Regions from separate parts of the Homo sapiens genome. Here regions 2 and 3 are each linked to region 1. A link is an interaction called in ENCODE POLR2A ChIA-PET data of the cell type or tissue named here. Cell type or tissue: endothelial cell of umbilical vein. All regions are shown on one strand. Each heading gives the region's core, and the rest is flanking DNA. Links, peaks and the distances in the headings are about the cores only.

Region 1 (6,009 bases), core at 750-4,749:
AGAAATTAGGCATTCTAACTTCTAATTCTGGCTTTACCCATAACACTGGTCATAACCTTTAGGAGAAACTACTTTTCCTCTTTATAACTTAATTTTCTGTGTTCATAAGAAAAGGCAATTAAACCAAATCACCAAAGAGCTCATCTAGCCATAAGCTGTATGATTGTAAATATATAATGAATACATCTACAACGCACAGAGCACCAAAATGTTAAGACACTGTCCCTCTGGGAGCACCCAGTACCACTGAGCAAAACAAGAACTTACTATGTCACACAATAACTGAGAATATAGAACAGAATGCAGTTACATACGCACATGAGCGATGCTGCATGGGGATGGTGTTAAGTGCAACTGTGTACGGACCAAGGAGGTCAAACGAGGTGTCAGAGAGAAGGTGGGATTTAGCTGGCGGGTGAAGATGAAGATGAATGATCCCTCCAAGGAAAAGCAGCATGGACAAAATAAACATGGCACTTTTTAAAAACTGTGACTGCTGTTCACAGTTAAAAGAAGCTACTTTCTTTTGACTGCAAAAAACAAAAAAAACAAAAACAAAAACAAAACAAAAAAAAACTGTCTTGTGAGAAAGTTTCATGTTGACTCTGAATTCAAATTAACCTCTACAGTGTAAGTTATATTTGTCTCTGCTATAAACCCGTTACTCAGAAGTCAACCTCCATCAAAACTGAGAGAGAATATTGCCCTCAAAAACAGAGCAATCACCATGTTGCCTTCACCTAGGTTGGAATTTCTAAGTCACTTTTACTGCCTCCTAAGCTTTGTTGTTTCATTCCATCCTTGCTGTTTTGGAAAATGACATTCAAATATAATCAACCATAATTTGCATTTATGTAAGAGCTTTCATCTCAGATTCTCTAAGTTATTTAAAAGTATGACAGCATTTTACAAAATATATACAGATTTTTAAAATTGTGCATATAAACGTTCCCAATGGAAATGCAATACTCTCAATTTTTTGTAAAAAAAAAAAAAAAAAGTTCTGTATGTGGAAACAATATTTTCTAGTATGTTAGAGTAGGAAGATAAATTAGATACTTTTTTTCTATTTGTCCAAATGTCGAATGTGAAATAGTAGTAAAAATTATAAGTAGTTAAGCTAAATTAAACAATTATTAATGAAAAAGACAATGATGAAAAGGAAAAAACTCACCTCAAATATTACAAGTAACAAGTCAATTACAACAGACTATCTTGTTTATTTTGAACATTGTGCACAGAAAAGCAAGGGAGGGCCAGCCATGCTGGCTCATGCCTGTAATCCTAGCACTTTGGGAGGCAGAGGCAGAAGGATCACTTGAGGCCAGGAGTTCAAGACCAGCCTGGGCAACATGGCAAGACCCCATCTCTATAAAAAACAGAAAAATTAGCTGAGCGTGGTGGTATGTGCCTGTAGTCCCAGCTACTTGGGAAGCTAAGGCAGCAGGATCACTTGAGCCCAGGAGTTCAAGGTTACAGTGAGCTATGATAGCACCACGGCATTCCAGCCTAGGTAACAGAGAGAAATACCATCTCTCCAAAAAAAAAAAAAAAAAAAAAAAAAAACACCCAAAAATACCTAGTATGATTTAATGAATCACATAAACAAAATGTAAAATATAATTCTATTTCATTTTAAGTTACAGTTAAAATATACTGGGTGGAAATAATGATGAATGCTAGCTTTCAGAATTCTTAGCAAGCTGGTGGCAAGGCTTAGAGGGAACATTGTGAGAACTAAGTAGCTACTCTCAGGAACTCTGGCAGAATTCTAGGGAAAGACCACATGGAAACCGCAAGATGTGCCAATGTGGTAATGTCTTGTTTTCAGATTCAGTCGTCATAAAATTCAGGTAAATCTTCGATGTGTTGATGTTTCCATGTTTGCTTCTGCAAAGGGAAGGAGGAACTGAGGTCCTACCAAAGTGGGTCTTACCCAGCCCACAGCAGGCCAAGCCTTTAGGTGAAATGAAAAAGACCTCATAGTCACTTTGGAAGGATTTTCAAAATCTCATTAACAGCTGAAGGCGGCTTTAGACTGGAATGTCACACCTACCCAGAAGTAGAAAGCCAAATGGTAACTTCCACATTTGTGGAAGCTCTTAGACACAAATATCCAGCTTATTAGGCCTGCTCTGTCTGAAGGGATGCCCAACACACACAGAAGACCTCAAAATCAGAAAAAGTGCAAGCCAGCATCAGACTTCATCTCAATTCTGAACTGCAGCACACATCTTCCTACTTTTTTTCTAAGTGCTTATTTCCTTTTGGCACTTGACTCTAAAGAAAAAAATCACCAACTCCTAAATGGACTGTGGAAAAAAAAAAAAAACCCTCAGCCTTTTTGGTTTTGTTTTCTTCTGCTCAAAGGAAGTACAGAGTGAAATGATGGATGCTGAGACAAGACTGCTGGTGTTGTAATTCCACTTCCACCCAGTACTAGCTGACTGTCATCTTGTACAAGCTATTTAACATCCTCAACCTCTGCTTCCTAATTACCTCCCTCTCATAATCCATTAAATGGAGGTAATCATAGCACTTATTTTAGAGGGATAAATTACAGAATGCATATAAAATACTCGAAGAAGAGCCAGACACTTAAGGCTACTAGTTATTTAAAATGCAAAAAAAAAAAAAAAAAAAGGAAAAATAGTACAAAAAATATAAACCATGGTACAAATACCTACTAGATTCTTGTGACATTGGGAAAGTCACTGAAGCCTAAATTTGCTCAAATGTGAAATTACAGTCTGGAGGCCCTGACTGGATAATAGATCTCTGAGTTCTCAAATTTGCAAATACTGCTTAGCATAAAATCTCCTGCAGAAAACTTGGACGTGAACTGTATTTATCAGACTGTTTCACGTTTTCTGACTTCATTAGAACCTGAACCCTGACCTTTCAGGTGCATTATATGCAGAGTGACAGTTGTTGTTTTATCTTTTTCTGAGCATTACTGCATAAATGACAAAGAACAGCAAAGTCATACTGAACTGCTGCTGGCTGGGTTCTCATTGTGAGTGATTCACTCCCATAAAACAGCCTCTCCACACTTATGATTCAACATGTGGCTCAGCAAAATTAGAAATTACTACATGACACAGCCTTTTGAAGCCCCTCATGAAAACGAAAGATCTTCTGTGTGGAGTCTTTAAGTGGTAAGGATCTACTGATTCTCCTTTACTAAGCTTCCATGTCCTTCTTAAACTTGGCATTAGATGGAGACTACTGAATCTCAAATTAGTAATTCTGGGAACCACAGTAGCAAAGAGGAAGAACTTGAACAGCCTGAGACCAAATCAGGTATCAATAATAACTCTGTCATGTACCAGCCCTGTGTCTTTAGACAAGTCACTCAACCTTCCTGAACCTCAGTTTCTTCATCTATAAGATGGAACAATTTGTTGTAGGGCTGTTAGGAAAAGTAAAAGAGATGTTTCTAAAATGCCTAGTACAAAATATTATAATTACTATGAAATCTTGTGGTATCTCAAAAGTACCATTAATAATTATTTCAACAAATATTTATCGCTCATGTGTTAGACAATACACAAGACAATGATGAAAAGGAAAAATAGAGAATGTATGTTAAATACAATGTTCTAGATTACAATGTTAGAGAAGAAAGTTTATTAAACTGCCACATATCCTTTCATTAAGACTTCACAAACTGATTTATTAACTCATTATTAAGTTTGTTCTTCTATCATTAGATTTTTATTTTTAATCTCCATTATGGTCACCAAGATAATCAATGACTATAGTTATACTGTCTTTCCCAAAAAACATTTGCTGGAACTACAATTCTCCTCTTGGTTTTGCTGGCCTATAGGCTTTATTTGCTCATTCTAACATAGAATGGGGATTCCTTCTTGGGTAAAGGAAATACCCCTCCTTTATTGTTTAAAATATATTTTTTTTTCTTTTCAGAGAACTCAATCTCTTTCTTGGCCCTACCACTACCATTTTCCATGTAAATATTCTTCTATTTGGTTCTTTGCTTAACATTTTCCTTTTTCATGTTTGTCTGTAATGTCATAATTATCAGTATCAATGACATTGTAGGTCAGATGCTTGATGCAGCATGGCAAAACCTACATCAAACACTTCCAGAGTATGTTGATTGATATAATTACATAATTCCATTACAAAGAACACTGCCTTCAGGTCTATAAAATCTTGGGGTACAATTTAAAATTTTGCACTCTCTGAAGTTCTACTATTATCTTCATAATTATGATGTTGTACTATCCTAGTATGGGTGTGTGTGTGTGTGTGTGTGTGTGTGTGTGTGTATGTATGTATGCATTATTAATACCACCAAAAAAACTAGTTTATCTTCAGAGAGTTTATACAAAGTCACAGTTGATTTAAAAAAATTGAAAAGAGAGATTAAAGATATGCATATTCATTAAAATTCAAAACAATTAGGGTATGGTCTGTATGACTACTTTCAAAGAATATCTGAGGAACATTAATTAATGGAAAATTAAGTTAATGGAAAACTAAGTTAATTGGAATGTTAATAGGTATTTGACAAATGGATTCTGAAGTCCAAGTAAGAGAATGGGGAGAATAATGGTTATAAATAGTCAAACAGAGGTCTGTGCTGCAGAACACAGAAGTTATAAAAAGGCAATGGCCCTTACCTAGAAAGGTGCTATAAATCCATGAGCCTAGCATTGGGGATATTATTGAATTTTCCAAACTTGTTTGACCATGGAAGCTTTTTTTGCCTCCAGATCTGTTGACGAGACTGTTGGTGAATTAAATCATGTTTTGAAAACACTGACTAGAGACTGAGACCCCTAACAACCAACTGTAGGTTGATTTTATACCAACAAAACAACTCATTGACTGATTTCTCCCCACCCTGGCATAATAGGTAAATGCCTGCTTTATAGATTCATATCATCTTCATTTCTGAGATCACATAATGTTATGTGGTTCATTTCCTGATATTATACCTCAGAAAAAGCCTAATCATTTTAGTCCTTTGTAATGTCTGTGCTCCTACAATCTCATTAACCAGAGGAGTATGTTGCTGCTGGTTTGGAATTTTATTTTATTTGACAACAGGAAAAACAGATAAAGAAGATTTCCCTGTTCAGTTGGTAGAATTCAGACAGGCGAAAAAATAAAAAGAACAAGCTTTTTGATTAAAAAAAAAAAAAAAAGGCCCAAATGCTCCCAAGAATTTCAGAGTCTTACATAGGGAATATCATCTTTCTGGAACATCCCATGTGAAATCTGACCACTGAAGCTTCAGACATTCAAGAAATTGTGTTAGGAAAAACTGAAAGTAAAAGGCTCACTTTCCTAGAATCTTGGGGAAGGAATAGAGCTTTTAGAATACCTTGCTTAAATGCCCCTTTAACAGAGCCAGAAACTGTTCCATTAATAAAAATAAAGAAACAAAAACAATACCTCTTTATCCTATGAAAAACGGTAATGAAGCATTTAGAAGTTGTTTTTTTTTTTTTCTTTGAGAAGGAGTCTTGGTCTGTCACCCAGGCTGGCAGGCTGGAGTGCAGTGGCAAATCTCGGCTCACTGCAAGCTCCGCCTCCCGGGTTCATGCCATTCTCCTGCCTCAGCCTCCTGAGTAGCTGGGACTACAGGCGTCTGCCACAACGCCCGGCTAATTTTTTGTATTTTTAGTAGAGATGGGGTTTCACCGTGTTAGCCAGGATGGTCTCAATCTCCTGACCTCATGATCTGCCCATCTCAGCCTCCCAAAGTGCTGGGATTACAGGCGTGAGCCACCACGCCTGGCCTAGAATTTAAGTAGGAAGAAGGGAAGGAAAATAACTCACATCCTACAAGGCCTGGTTTTTTTGTAGTAAGTTATATAATTTGTCACTTTAAATAAAGACCCAAATTTTGAAAATATTATAGATAAGAAGTGTAAAAAGTTACCTGGACCACTGCTGAGAAACTGTTAACTTTCCACTGAGAGTATAATAATATAGTTATAGTCTACTAACACTTTTGAGTATTAAAAAGGCTAC
Region 2 (6,009 bases), core at 635-4,634, 1.0 Mb after region 1:
GAAATTAAAAGTTAACTTGTTCTGAAGTATCCTTTAGGTCTGCACATTATGTTGGATTTACCAGGCCATTGGTACTAATTTACCATTATCACCAATTAAACAGTTTATTAGTTGGTATCTGCAAGAAACTTGAAGGTGGTAGATGAAATTTAAGAAGAAATAAGATTTTAAAAATGGGCATTAGAGGAAAGAAGTGTCAATTGGAAACTTGTAGAGAAAGAATATATTCCTTTATCTTCACCCATGAGATTTATTTACCCTTCATCTAAGATGTTGATGGCACATACATTTCATAGACGCTTACGTTATAGGTTAATGTAACCATGTGTGTTGTAGAAAGCATGTACACAGGATGCCTTTATGTAATTTGATCATGCAAATGCAATATAGCTATCATACTACCTGTCTTTCCCCTGCATTTTAATGGAGACTAATAAATGGATCCTTCACATCCACGGAGAGGAAGGATAGCAAAAAAAGTAATCTTACCCCATTTTTTTTTTCCTTTTTATCTGCTGTGGTTGCCATGCCTTATGTCAGAGCACATTGCTTTAGGCCATGGCTACGATGACCCTGGGGCGAGATGGGTGAGAAGGAGATACACTCTCCAGGCTGTGGCTTCATCTTGTCTTAGGAAAGTCTGATACAGCTGATGGCAGGCATACTGTTCTCCTGTCAGCGCTTTTCAGCATTTATAGATGCCTCAGGGCCCTGAGCTGTGTGCGTGCGTGTCTATCACAAAACATGAAGTTTCTTCTGGGGTTGCCATTGTGGTGCTGTGAAAGGCACAGCAGAATGAAATGCAGAGACCCAGTCTTTATTCCCATTTTGCCACTAACTAGCTTTGCATCTTTTAGAAAAATGATCACACTTTGCAAATATCTCTCTTTCAAAGAAATTGTTTGTGTCACGTCATAATTGCCTATGTTACTTACTATCTCCTTCCTTGGAATGTGATTATTTCAAAGCGAGAGACTATGTATTCCTACTTTCCTGCCCATTGCTTAGTATAAGGTGGGCGCTTAAAGAAACATCTGTAGTGGAAAGTAAGGTTTCTTCTCCTGATCTCTGTGTTCCCTAGAATTGGAGGATTGGAATTTATTAACTCATAAAGTCTTGAACTCTTGAAGACAAAGAGTGATAATTTCCCCTGCAATGAGTATAAGCCCTAATATGAGGAAACTATTATTCCACTGAAGAGTGTTGGGCATAGAAAGGAATCAACAGACACTGAACCTGGATAACATTTCTAGCAAACGATCTGGGCCTCATTAGAACCTCTAAGGAGGTTTTCTAATTTTCTGACGTGAAGGTATTGAAATTAATACCAGACCCACACTACTTATTTACATCACACATACCTGCACAAGCACAAACTTCATAAATATCTGTGCTTAAGATAACTAATTTAGCCAGATTTATGGTATTTATGCCCCAGTGTGAGCTCAGCTCTGATGGCCTTACCTGCAAATTTAAGTCAAGATTCTGGTATTCGAGAACATTCCTGTCTGGAATTGCCACATGTTTCACATGGATACCCAATTTTCTTTAAAGGAAATGTGCATGGGGAATGGAGTTTCAGATATTCCAATAAATATCTGGAATATGGCCTCAGATAGTCCAATAAACTCAATAAAGCAAGACTATTAGTAGAAGGCTGAAATGGAAAACACTCAGTAATGGAGAAAAAATAAGATTACCATTGAAGAAAAGTGCCATATATGACCAGTCACCAGTGACATTAAAGCTGTGCAGAGATGCAAGCTAACTTGAAAATCAGGTGCAAAGAGGACGGATATATTTCATGAATTACAGGTAGAAAATGAAAGTTTATAATAGCTCTAGTAAGGATATTCTTAGAGTGGTTTCAAGTCTTGAATTTATATTCTTACTGTGATTTTAACTCAAATACTGATCTTCAAAAGAGTGACATCATTGTTGAACTATTTTATGTTAGTCCTGACCAATGAAATATACTTTAAAGCATCTACTTCTTTCTCCTTTCATTTAAGTGGTAGAGAAAATGAAATTGTTACATTGCACTTCTGTTACTGGAGAAATGTATAAGATTTTACCTTATTTAAACTAGGAATCCCATATCCTCCCTCCCTGAAAAAACTCGACATTGCCTCATGCACTTTTGGCCCTCATAAAGATCCAGTTATCAGCCCTCACCGAGATCTTTATGCTGAACCTGCTGTTGTAATTTCTAGAAACCACCAGTAGGTGTCTCCTATCAATAGTTTTGGTCACGGAAAGGAAGGGTGCCAATCATTTGTCATTCATTTAATAATGGACGCCATTGTCACTTGGTAGAGGGTCTTGATTGCAAGCTGTCCAGGTTCTTGGCATTTTGAACAAAGAATTGGACAAAACTCCCAAGAAAGCAAGGAAAGAATGAAGCAACAAAAGAACAAAAGCAGGAATTTATTGAAATGAAAGTATACTCCACAGTGCGGGAGCAGCCAGAGCAGCAGGTCAAGGGCCTGGATACAGAATCTTCTCCGGTCCAAATACCCCCTACAGGTTTCCCATTGGCCACTTCATGCTCACCCATGTAAATGAAGTGGTGGACCCCAATTGGTATGACTGGTTGCCGAAAGCAACCAATCAGAAGCTGAAGTGGCGTTACAAAGGTCACACTCCTGTGCAAACATCTGATTGGTTGCTTTTTTCAACCAATCAGAGGCTAAGGTGAATTTACAAAGTTGCAAACAAAGACTCCACCGGCAATCAGTCTGATAGGTTGCAGAAAGCTAACTTCTCATCTGCCATGCAGAAAAGGTTGGGGGTTTGCAAAGGGAGTAGCCTCTGGTCCCTTTGTTACCCAGGCGTGGAAAGTTAGGGTTTTCCTTTCAATTTAGTTCCAGGAAGTCGGGGCAAAACAGCCCCAGGCTCCCTGCCTCTAGACCCTATTCTCCTGCTTCACCATGAGAAATCTGCCCACTGTATGATGCAGACAATCCAAGCCCATTTAATGTGCTTCTAAAATGGGTCAGCCAATCTTCATTTAAACCTTAACCTTTCAGGAAATGAGTTTCAAATAGTGGTTGTTGTGTATGTGTGTGTGTAATAAGTAATCAGAAAATGAAGTTCAACATTTGAGCTGATTTCCTTCAAAGTCTACCAAAATTATCATTAGAAACAAAAAGTTTATAAAGCAGAAGAAGTTGACAATCCAGCCATGAAAATGAACACCTTCCTCACAAGACTGGCAAAAGTAGAAAATTTCCTAGAGATCCAGTCTTGAGGTTTCATTATGCAGGAGGTTAATGTTTACTGTCTGAAGTTGAAGGGTCTTCCTAACAAGAAAAAAATTCAATTTTCTTCTATGTGAAAGAAGGAAAAAGATCTCTTCTGAGAAAGTAAAATGGAGCAATCGAGTGAAAAGTTAGCCTTGATTTGTGCCCAGGCCACTTTATAGAGGTGACGTTTTATTTATTGCTGCCCTCTTTCTGGGAGTCTCTTTTTGTTATTCTTTGCCCCTTTTAATGCTGTCACATTTTGTGCTTTTGTAGCAAACATTCCTCTGGAGCTGGGCATATATTGCCTTCTGAAAGCCTTCTCTCCTCAACTAGATGGTACTGTATCTGAGGGCACATTTTGTCTTATATTCCCTAATCTCTCCTACAGTATCTAACCTGGAGCCTCATCTTGAGTTGACATTTACTGAATGCTTCTCACTGTTTTCAGTATGGCATCCAATTTTTTAGAGAAAAGCTTGTGACAGATTTTTGGTACTTCCATAGTCCCTGATAAGCACAATGCCTTGCACATAGAAGGTACCGTATTATTTTTGAAATAGCGAATGAAGCACAAGGCTGATAGAATAGGAAACACATATCCTAATTGGAGCAGTGGTGTGGTGTGTTTTTATAAAAGAATATTTATTCCTTTGAGAGCCTAAGGCAAGCCAGGCAGTGTACTGCTCAATCTACTTAACCTACTTAAGGGTGACCCATAAATTCAGCTGACCTTAGTCAACCATGGAAGCATTGGAATTTAACTCAGAACTATGCAAGCCTAACACTCTCCAGGGATTAATGTAAAGAAAGGTATGGAATGGAGCTCTTGATCAATGGGCAGTTGAGCAGAGGAGAAAAGAACTTTGTAAACTTCCTTTTAGAATATCTTAAAGAAAAATTTATACCACTAGCAATGTATTAGTTGTTTGCCTAACCTGTCTTAGGTTGGCTTCCACAGGAAATAGATTCTAAGGTGAATACTTATTTGCAGAGGTTTATTGCGAACACCTTCAGAATCAGTGCTTGTGAGTGAGTGAAAGAACTAGGATTGAGCAGACGGGAAAATTGAACTGAGATGCAATCTCAACCAAGGCCCCAGCCAATCCTGCTGGGAGCTCTAAACCTTCAATGGCTCTTTGACTTATGCTACCTTGAGGCAAGGCAGCTAGCGTTGGTGCCCCCAAATCTACCTGTAATTGGACATAGGCTACCCCAGGAAACTGAATCACCTTGAATGTGGTGGCTCTCTTCAGTAGGGTTCAATTCAGTTCTTAGAAGGTGATTCAGCTGTGAGTTATCAGAAGCCAGCATTTCTAAGAGCTCAGGGATCAGTGCTTAGGTCCTAAAGGGGCACACCAGATGGTGCACCAAAGTACTCACTGTGTATTTCTTCTGTTCTTCTCTCCCACCAAAGAAAATAAAATCTCAGCCTCATCCATGGAGAAGTAGAGTAAGGTTTGATAATTAGATTAGCTCTTACATCAGGGCTAGAGAAGGGAACTATTTTTCAAACTTGAATGGCTTGACCGCTCCATGCTTGGGCTTCTGTGCTTCAGGCTAGGCAAGGGAAAAAGAAGAGGACATAGGCCTTGGTCATTCAGCTTTAGAACTAACAGAATTGTAGGATTAGGCTTCAGGCTTGAGAGGACAACAATTCAAATTGCAGGGTCTAAGGGCATAGAAATCTCAGGCTTCATTTGAAGCCAAAAGAGATGATTGGGGAGGGTATGGGAATGAGAATGGCATAAATGGGACAATTTGGAGGGAGATCATGTCTGCATGTGTTTCAAGTAGTAACAGAACCACAGAAGAGGAATAAGGAAACGCTATGACTTCAGTGTATCCACAAGTTTGCAGTAACCACATTGCTGGGGAAACAGAGATAATGGTGAGACTTGGGGGAAACCTACTAAGAGCTCCATTCAAGAGTCTCAAGTTGAGATGTCTTAGCCTGCTCTGCTGCCATAACAAAACACCATAGACTGAGTGGATTAAACAACATAAATTTATTTTCTCACGATTCTGAAGGCTGGAAAATCTAACATCAAGGTTCTGGTCAATTCAGTTCTTGGTGAGGGCTCTCTTTCTGGCTTACAGATGGCCACCTTCCCACTGCGTCCTCAGATGGACTTTCTTCGTGCACATATGTGGAGAAAGAGACTGAGTTCTCTATTGTCTCCTCTTATAAGAACACTAATACTATCAGATAAGGGCCCATTCTCATGATCTCATTTGACCTTAATTACTTTGCTAGAGGCAGCATCTCCAAATACAGCCACACTGGGGGTCAGGGCTTCAACATATGAATTTAGCGGGAACACAAACATTTAGTCCATAACAGGAAAACTAGCATTAATGTAGGGATATACTGTCAGGCATGATAGCAGAAATAGATGTCCTTATTAGACACCTGGGCAGATACTGAAAATAGGGTTGTGACTCTGTGGCCACCTAGGAGTGTCAGGATACTCCACTCTCAGGCAAAGAGGATATTAATTGCTTAAGGCAGCAGCAAGACTAATTCCAGAGCTTAATAGCTGCATGCATTAAATCTCTTTCAGGATTGGTTCATAATAGTGGATGAAGCTGAGAGTCTGAAGACAATGTTGAGTGAATAATCACTAATCTAGTTTAGGACTTGGTTTCACCTAAAGGTTTGAATGTAGGAATAGTATTGCTCTTGGGTATTGATTTCCTATAATCGCTTGGATTTTCTCTCTGTAACTATTTCCTTTGGAGAGTCAGGCCTGATCGCTCATAAGAG
Region 3 (6,009 bases), core at 635-4,634, 110 kb before region 1:
ATATGCAAACATGCAATCCCCACTCAAAAAGTCATTCCTTCACCATCTAGTCAAAGAACTTAGTTAATAAATTAGACAGTTAAATACAATTTCAGTACATTCCAGCATATTTTAGAACAATATATTCAGACATTAGTACTAACAAAATAGTGTCCTAATAGTTTTTTTTTGCATTGGCAGAGAGCTTCTCATTCTAAAGAGCTGTTTCTAAAGTCTCGTTTCATGAAGCTTTGCAACATAGTCTCCTTATTTTTCCTAAGGACATCTTTTACCAGCCATAAAAAATTGGAGAAAGTTTTTCTTCTTCCTTCTTCTCCCTCCTCCTCCTCCTCCCTCTCCCCTCCCCCTCCTCCTTCCCCTCCCCATCCCCCCTCCTCCTCCCTGTCCCCCTTGTTCCCCTCCCCTTCCTTCTCCCCCTCCTACTCTTTCTCCTCCCCCTCCTCCTTCCCCTTCCCCTCCTCTCCCTTCCCCTTCCCCTCCTCCCCTCCCCCTCCTTCTCTGAAGGCAGATGCTCTTTCTCAGAACATGGCCCAGAAAATGCTCCTTTACTTTTGTGATAGTTTTAAATATATGTTCTCTCTTCTCTGATTTTCTCCCAATGATTAAATGTCACCATATGTGCCAATTCTCTGATGGAAGATTCTTTCCTCTTTCCTTTCTGCCTCTATGTCAGCACCATCCTCTGGCCTGAGGAGCAAGAACAAAAGTCCATGGGTGTCTCCCAGGAGGCAGCCGATCTGAGCATCTGGAATCAATTACTCAGGGCTGGTGTGGATGCTCATCCTGGGAGTCAATAGACAGTGCTGGGCAGGTGGAGGAAGGGAGTACAGGGTCCCTCTTAACAGATGAAAGTAAAATAAAAATGTCTAAGTCACTTTTCTTCAACAATTAAAAGTTACTATTAGTTGGGTGAGGTGGTGCATGCCTGTAGTCCCAGCTACTGGGGAGACCAAGTTCCTGGGGAGATCGCTTGAGGCCAGGAGTTCAAGACCAGCCTAGGCAACATGGTAAGACCCCCATCTCTACCTCTAAAATAATGATTATTAACTATTAACTTATCTCTTTAAAATGCTGTAGAAGTAACTTTTTTTCTTTTCTTTTTTTTTTTTTGAGAGAGTCTTACTCTGTCGCCCAAGCTGGAGTGGAGTGCAGTGGAGTGATCTTGGCTTAATGCAACCTCTGCCTCGCGGGTTCAGGCAATTCTCCTACTTTAGCCTCCCTAGTAGCTGGGATTACAGGTGTGAGCCACCACGCCCGGCTAATTTTGTATTTTTAGTAGAGACAAAGTTTCATCATGTTGGCCAGGCTCATCTCGAACTCCTGACCTCAAATGATCCACCTGCCTTGGCCTCCCAAAGTGCTGGGATTACAGGCATGAGTCACCATGCCCGGTCTCTACATGTAACTTCTAAGAAACATAAATTTTTTCATAAGTATATTATTGTATAAATTTGTATTGAATAAGTTGTGTCATATTGTATAGATTATATTAGTACAGGTGTGTGTCTGTGTATCTACATATCTCTCACCACAGAATCTCCCACTGTGGGCCTTTGTGGCAAATTCATGTTATGCTAGGGTTCCAGGTACTAATCTTGAACCTTAACCATCAGCTGCAGCTGGTAGTCCATTCAAGGCAAAGTGTTTACTAGTCTCAGTTATGGCCTGTTGATTATTCCATTGTCTTTGACAATGAAAGCCATCCGTTGATCCTGTCTTAGTTGAGATTTCCCCCAGAGTAGGTCCTGTGTTAGGAGTTTGGGTGCAATGAATTTGAGAAGTGATGTCATAAAGAACCACAAGAGAGTGCACAAGCAAGACCACCAGGAGAGAGAAGCCAATAAAGGGTACATTCGCGAGCAAGTTTCACTGATAACAGCTGGGGCTGAGTCCTGCTCTGGGGGCCCTAGAGAGACCTGTAGGATGAAACTCAGGTTTATCTACTGAGGGCCAACAGCAGAAGCGTGTATCCACGGACTCCTGTCCCCCACTGGTCGTGTCACTCCTGAGGCATCAACTCCTGGTTTTTGGCTGGTGGCCAGGGAATGCTAGAAGGGTGCAGGGGGCTCCTGCCCTGAACTGCCTGCAGCAACCCCCTGGGTGGACTAGTGGGTATGGAACGTGCAGCGAGGCACCTCCAGCAGGTTGAAGAATAATTATAGAAGAACACAGTCCCCAAACTGTCTGTTCTGAGTCTGTAGTTCTGTACAAGCTGTGTGGTATGTGCCTGGTGTTCTGGCAATTCATCATCTGTAGTAGGAAGTGAGCAATCTACACAGAGAAGACTTAACTCAGGAATGGAAACGATAACATCTACAGGAATGTGCATCTAAAGTGTGGCTTTCGTAATGAGACAGACATTTCATCCAGTTTTTGTACCTGGTCTGAGACTCTTCCTGTCTGCTGGAAATACATCCCCTCATTGCCCAGAGACAGAGAAACCCCAGTCTAAGTTCAACTCTCCTAAAACAATTTAAAAAAAAAAAAAGTGCAATAATTAGGTATTCTTTCCTAGATTAAGGCAGAGTTTTGAAAAGAGCGGTGAGAGAACAGTTTTTTAAAAAAGAAAACGTGAGCTGTGGATTTTATGATACTTTTAGTCTCAATCATGTCAATATGAAGAATTACCTTCCATGAGATAAAATGCTTATAACCATAGGGATAAGCAAGCCTCACTGTATAGATGTGCGGATATTTGTACACGTGTATCTGTGTACACAGCGTCAAGATAAAACCATTTTGAGATTTTACATGTGTACCCACGTATGTGTAGAGACTATGTTTTTAAAAATATTAGGATTGATTTTACCCAATTGACATAAACATTTGTGTGGGGTTTTCCTCTTTATTCAGCAATGATTGAGTTGGTTGGAGATGCTGAGACATTAAACACACACACACACACACGCACACGCACACACACGTATTAGTTAAATTTGCTACCCAAACTGATTCCTTTTGAGTTTAAATATTTTGTATTTCCAGCAGAGCCGCCACTTGTCAGAGCCCATCATGGGTATGGGGCCAGTTTGCTTTTTGGTCATTGGGTCTGAGTCACAGGGGAGGGAATGCATATGTTTCTGGTGCAGTAAGCCAGGGTGGTCTTTCCTGCTGACACTCTCCAGGTTTACAGAAAGGCATCACCTAAAGCACCTGAGGATGGCATGCAGGGCACTTTGAGAGCCAGGTGTCAGCATCTCTTCTCAACTCCAAGTTCAGTGACAAAAGCAAGCTGGTCCCTTTTGCTAAGACTGCTCAGATTCCTAGAATATAACCATTGATGCTATAACCCCTGACATGGCACCTGTACTTCAGGCATGACTGGCTGGTGCCCTGACTGGACAGTAGGTTGGCAGGCAGTGCCAGGATTCCTAACAGATATGCCCTCCTAGGTGAGGTCTGCCTCAGGGCAGACACAGTCTTAGCAGCAGCTACGTTAGCGTCCTGGCAGCTGGACACAGTGTGGAATCTCCATTTGCAGACCTTGTCTCTTCCTGGTCCTTTTAAGATGCTTTTAAGACCCAACATAAAAGCACACGGAGCAAACTGGAAACAGATGGAGAGTCCCCAGGGCCCTTTAAGCAGTCTATCTCTGTGGGACAGGCCTAGTCTCCTGAGTTGCAAAAACATCTCTAGGGCTACGAAAGGGCTGAAACCTGGGAGCCCTGCCTTCCAGCTCTCTGTTAGTATGGTTCAGTGTGATTACTCTTAATTAAAGAGGGTAAGTTGCCTTATTTTATCCACAGGCTTATGAGACAGAAAAATATTCTGGCCTTTGCATTCTTGAGGAAAACAGGAAGAGAGAAAAATCAACAGAGATCAAATTCCAATAGTCTTGAGGCATAAGAATTCAAAGGGAAAATAATCTTTTCAGTACTCTCTATGCATCTTAGATTTTAAAGAGACCTACATTTTATAACCAGGGTCTTGTTTTGCAGGAATCTACGGGACTCCCTTAAAACAGACTGGATATAGCTCCTTGTAATAGCTGGATCCATGTTTTAGTCAGCCATGACAATGAAACAAAAAAAAATAACGATAATGCGTAATTTAAAACAAATCAGCCAGAAAGCCACTTCTAACCACTGCCTTTCACTCTCCACCCCTGATCAAATTTCAATAAGAGCTTCAAATATGGAGAAACTCATGAGTATGATAATCATTTGAAATTAGACAAAAAAGCAAGAAACTGGCTAGTTTACCATCTGAAATTGCTCTGCACACATTATGCAGTGTACCTGGTTGTTCCTTAGCATCAAGTTCCACCTTTTTGCTATGGCTTAATTGTCTCTCAAGAGGCAGGACTCAGGGCATCACAACCTGAGAGAAAAATGTGAGAAGGCAGGAAAGATGGGGAGTAAAGCAGAGAAGCTTTCAAGCCAACTGTTTTGTTACCATTTCCAGAAAGACAGGACAGAAGACAATCTGATGGCATAGGCTTGCTCTATGAGCCAAAAGGTCAAGTTAAATATTTGGCCCAATGACTGTTTAGTGAGTTTGTGTTTTTTCCTCTGGGTGGGGGTCTTTGGAATGATGGTACAAATAGATCATGGTCCTAAAGGGGTCAAACTCAGGTTAGAAGGCCAAAGAGAGGGGAGTGCTCCTGTATAGCTTAACACTCCAGTGTCTCTGCAGAACTAGGGTGTGGGAACCATCACTCCAGGCCTGTGCTAGATGACAGTCAGTGCCACGCCATTCCTTGAACAGTTAAGACAGAGAGAGAGAATACCATCTACTGGAAATGGTCTCTAAATCACACAAGGAGAGCTGAAGGCCTTTAAGCAAAAATGACACTCTCATCTCTTAGTATTTAGAGGGGACATATTCTGAAAAACAAAAATCCATAAGCAAGGGCTGGCTGCCAGTTGGAGTAACAGGAACAGGTTTTGCTTTTGCTGTGGCTTAAAGTCCCCACAAAAGTACCTATTTTCCAGAAAGCCACTTGCCACCATCACCTCCACTTAATAAAACTCCCAGGAGCAGCTGATTTTTAGCTGACCTCAAAAGCCTGGATGTGTTTCTAAAACTCAGAGAGGACACCTGTGACATGTCATTTTTCCCATGTGGAGTCTACCTATTCACTGCCAGTGTTGAAATGGGCAAAACTCTTAAGCCAGCCATTGGCCTGAGTCCAGTGTGCTACCCAGTAAACCAGGGCAGATGTGTGGATTCTTTTTACTGATTGGGAGACTGCCTCAGGTTGAAGATTGCTGGCTCCTTTCTTTATTGGATAGGTATTTACTTTTTTTTTTAACCAGTTAATTATAACCTAAATTAAGGCAAGTTTTTTCAAAGAGCAAATTTGATAAATGCTACCAATATGTGTATTTCCACTACAGGAGACTCTTATTTCTGATTATACACAGAAGGGAAAAGGTTTTTTGGTGTTTTTTTTTTTTTGAAACCATTAAACTTGTTTATTTTGGAAAATGCAATATGCACAAGGTGTGTTAAGGAAGGAAAGATGTATTTCAGTACTCCTACTAATACAAAACATTCTGAGAGGGGCTCGGGCAACTTTAATGGAAGCAAAACTCAACAATGAAGAATACTATAGTACAAAATTATGGCCAAAAATACTGTATTTTTAACCAGCAAGATCATTGGGGCATTATTATACAACATTAGGTGTTTTTTGCAAAACTAGTTCCCATCCCCAAACAATAGACAGTACATGCATTTGAATGACATTTTAGGAACAGTAAATATTCTTTTAAATACTGCAAGTTAAAAATGTTTTCTGACAAAACTCCCTAAATACATAGGTCTAGTAAGGGTTTCCAACAGGATGATGGGTGAGGAATCCAGCAAGGAGTTGCATTTAGAGAGTTCTTTGAGGAAAAGAAATCCACCAAAAACGTGTTTCAGTCAAAGTAACCTGGACAAAGTTACGTAGTATTATTCCAGCTTTCTTTCCTGAACTTAAAAATGTTCTACCAACGAATACCTTTCTGTTTTTTCTGTCTACCAAAAGCTTATATAAAAGTCAGAATTTCTTTATCCAAGATC

Evidence for each region. ChIA-PET counts read pairs that join two places held together with the same protein. Peaks named below come from ENCODE experiments on the same cell type or tissue, not always from the same donor. Only the 100,000 strongest peaks of a DNase experiment are listed, where the experiment ranks them.
Region 2: POLR2A ChIA-PET joins it to region 1 with 7 read pairs; 1 of 35 experiments calls an interaction of 5 or more read pairs at or near these places.
Region 3: POLR2A ChIA-PET joins it to region 1 with 9 read pairs; 2 of 35 experiments call an interaction of 5 or more read pairs at or near these places.

What each region holds. Positions count from the first base shown.
Region 1 is chr9:77,817,464-77,823,472 of GRCh38, forward strand. All of the region lies in intron 2 of GNAQ (G protein subunit alpha q), which reads right to left. Among named protein-coding and RNA genes, the nearest start is that of GNA14, 170 kb to the left of the region's middle. In endothelial cell of umbilical vein, for the core only: no CTCF peak of the experiment used is centred there; DNase peaks (open chromatin) are centred at 2,398 and 3,078; H3K27ac peaks cover 577 bases.
Region 2 is chr9:78,819,091-78,825,099 of GRCh38, forward strand. No RefSeq gene overlaps it. Among named protein-coding and RNA genes, the nearest start is that of PSAT1, 520 kb to the left of the region's middle. In endothelial cell of umbilical vein, for the core only: a CTCF peak has its summit at 2,233; a DNase peak (open chromatin) is centred at 2,241; H3K27ac peaks cover 230 bases.
Region 3 is chr9:77,710,710-77,716,718 of GRCh38, forward strand. It overlaps GNAQ (G protein subunit alpha q), which reads right to left. Exons shown (of 7, transcript NM_002072.5): 7 at 5,388-6,009. Among named protein-coding and RNA genes, the nearest start is that of GNA14, 65 kb to the left of the region's middle. In endothelial cell of umbilical vein, for the core only: no CTCF peak of the experiment used is centred there; DNase peaks (open chromatin) are centred at 2,292 and 3,622; H3K27ac peaks cover 4,000 bases.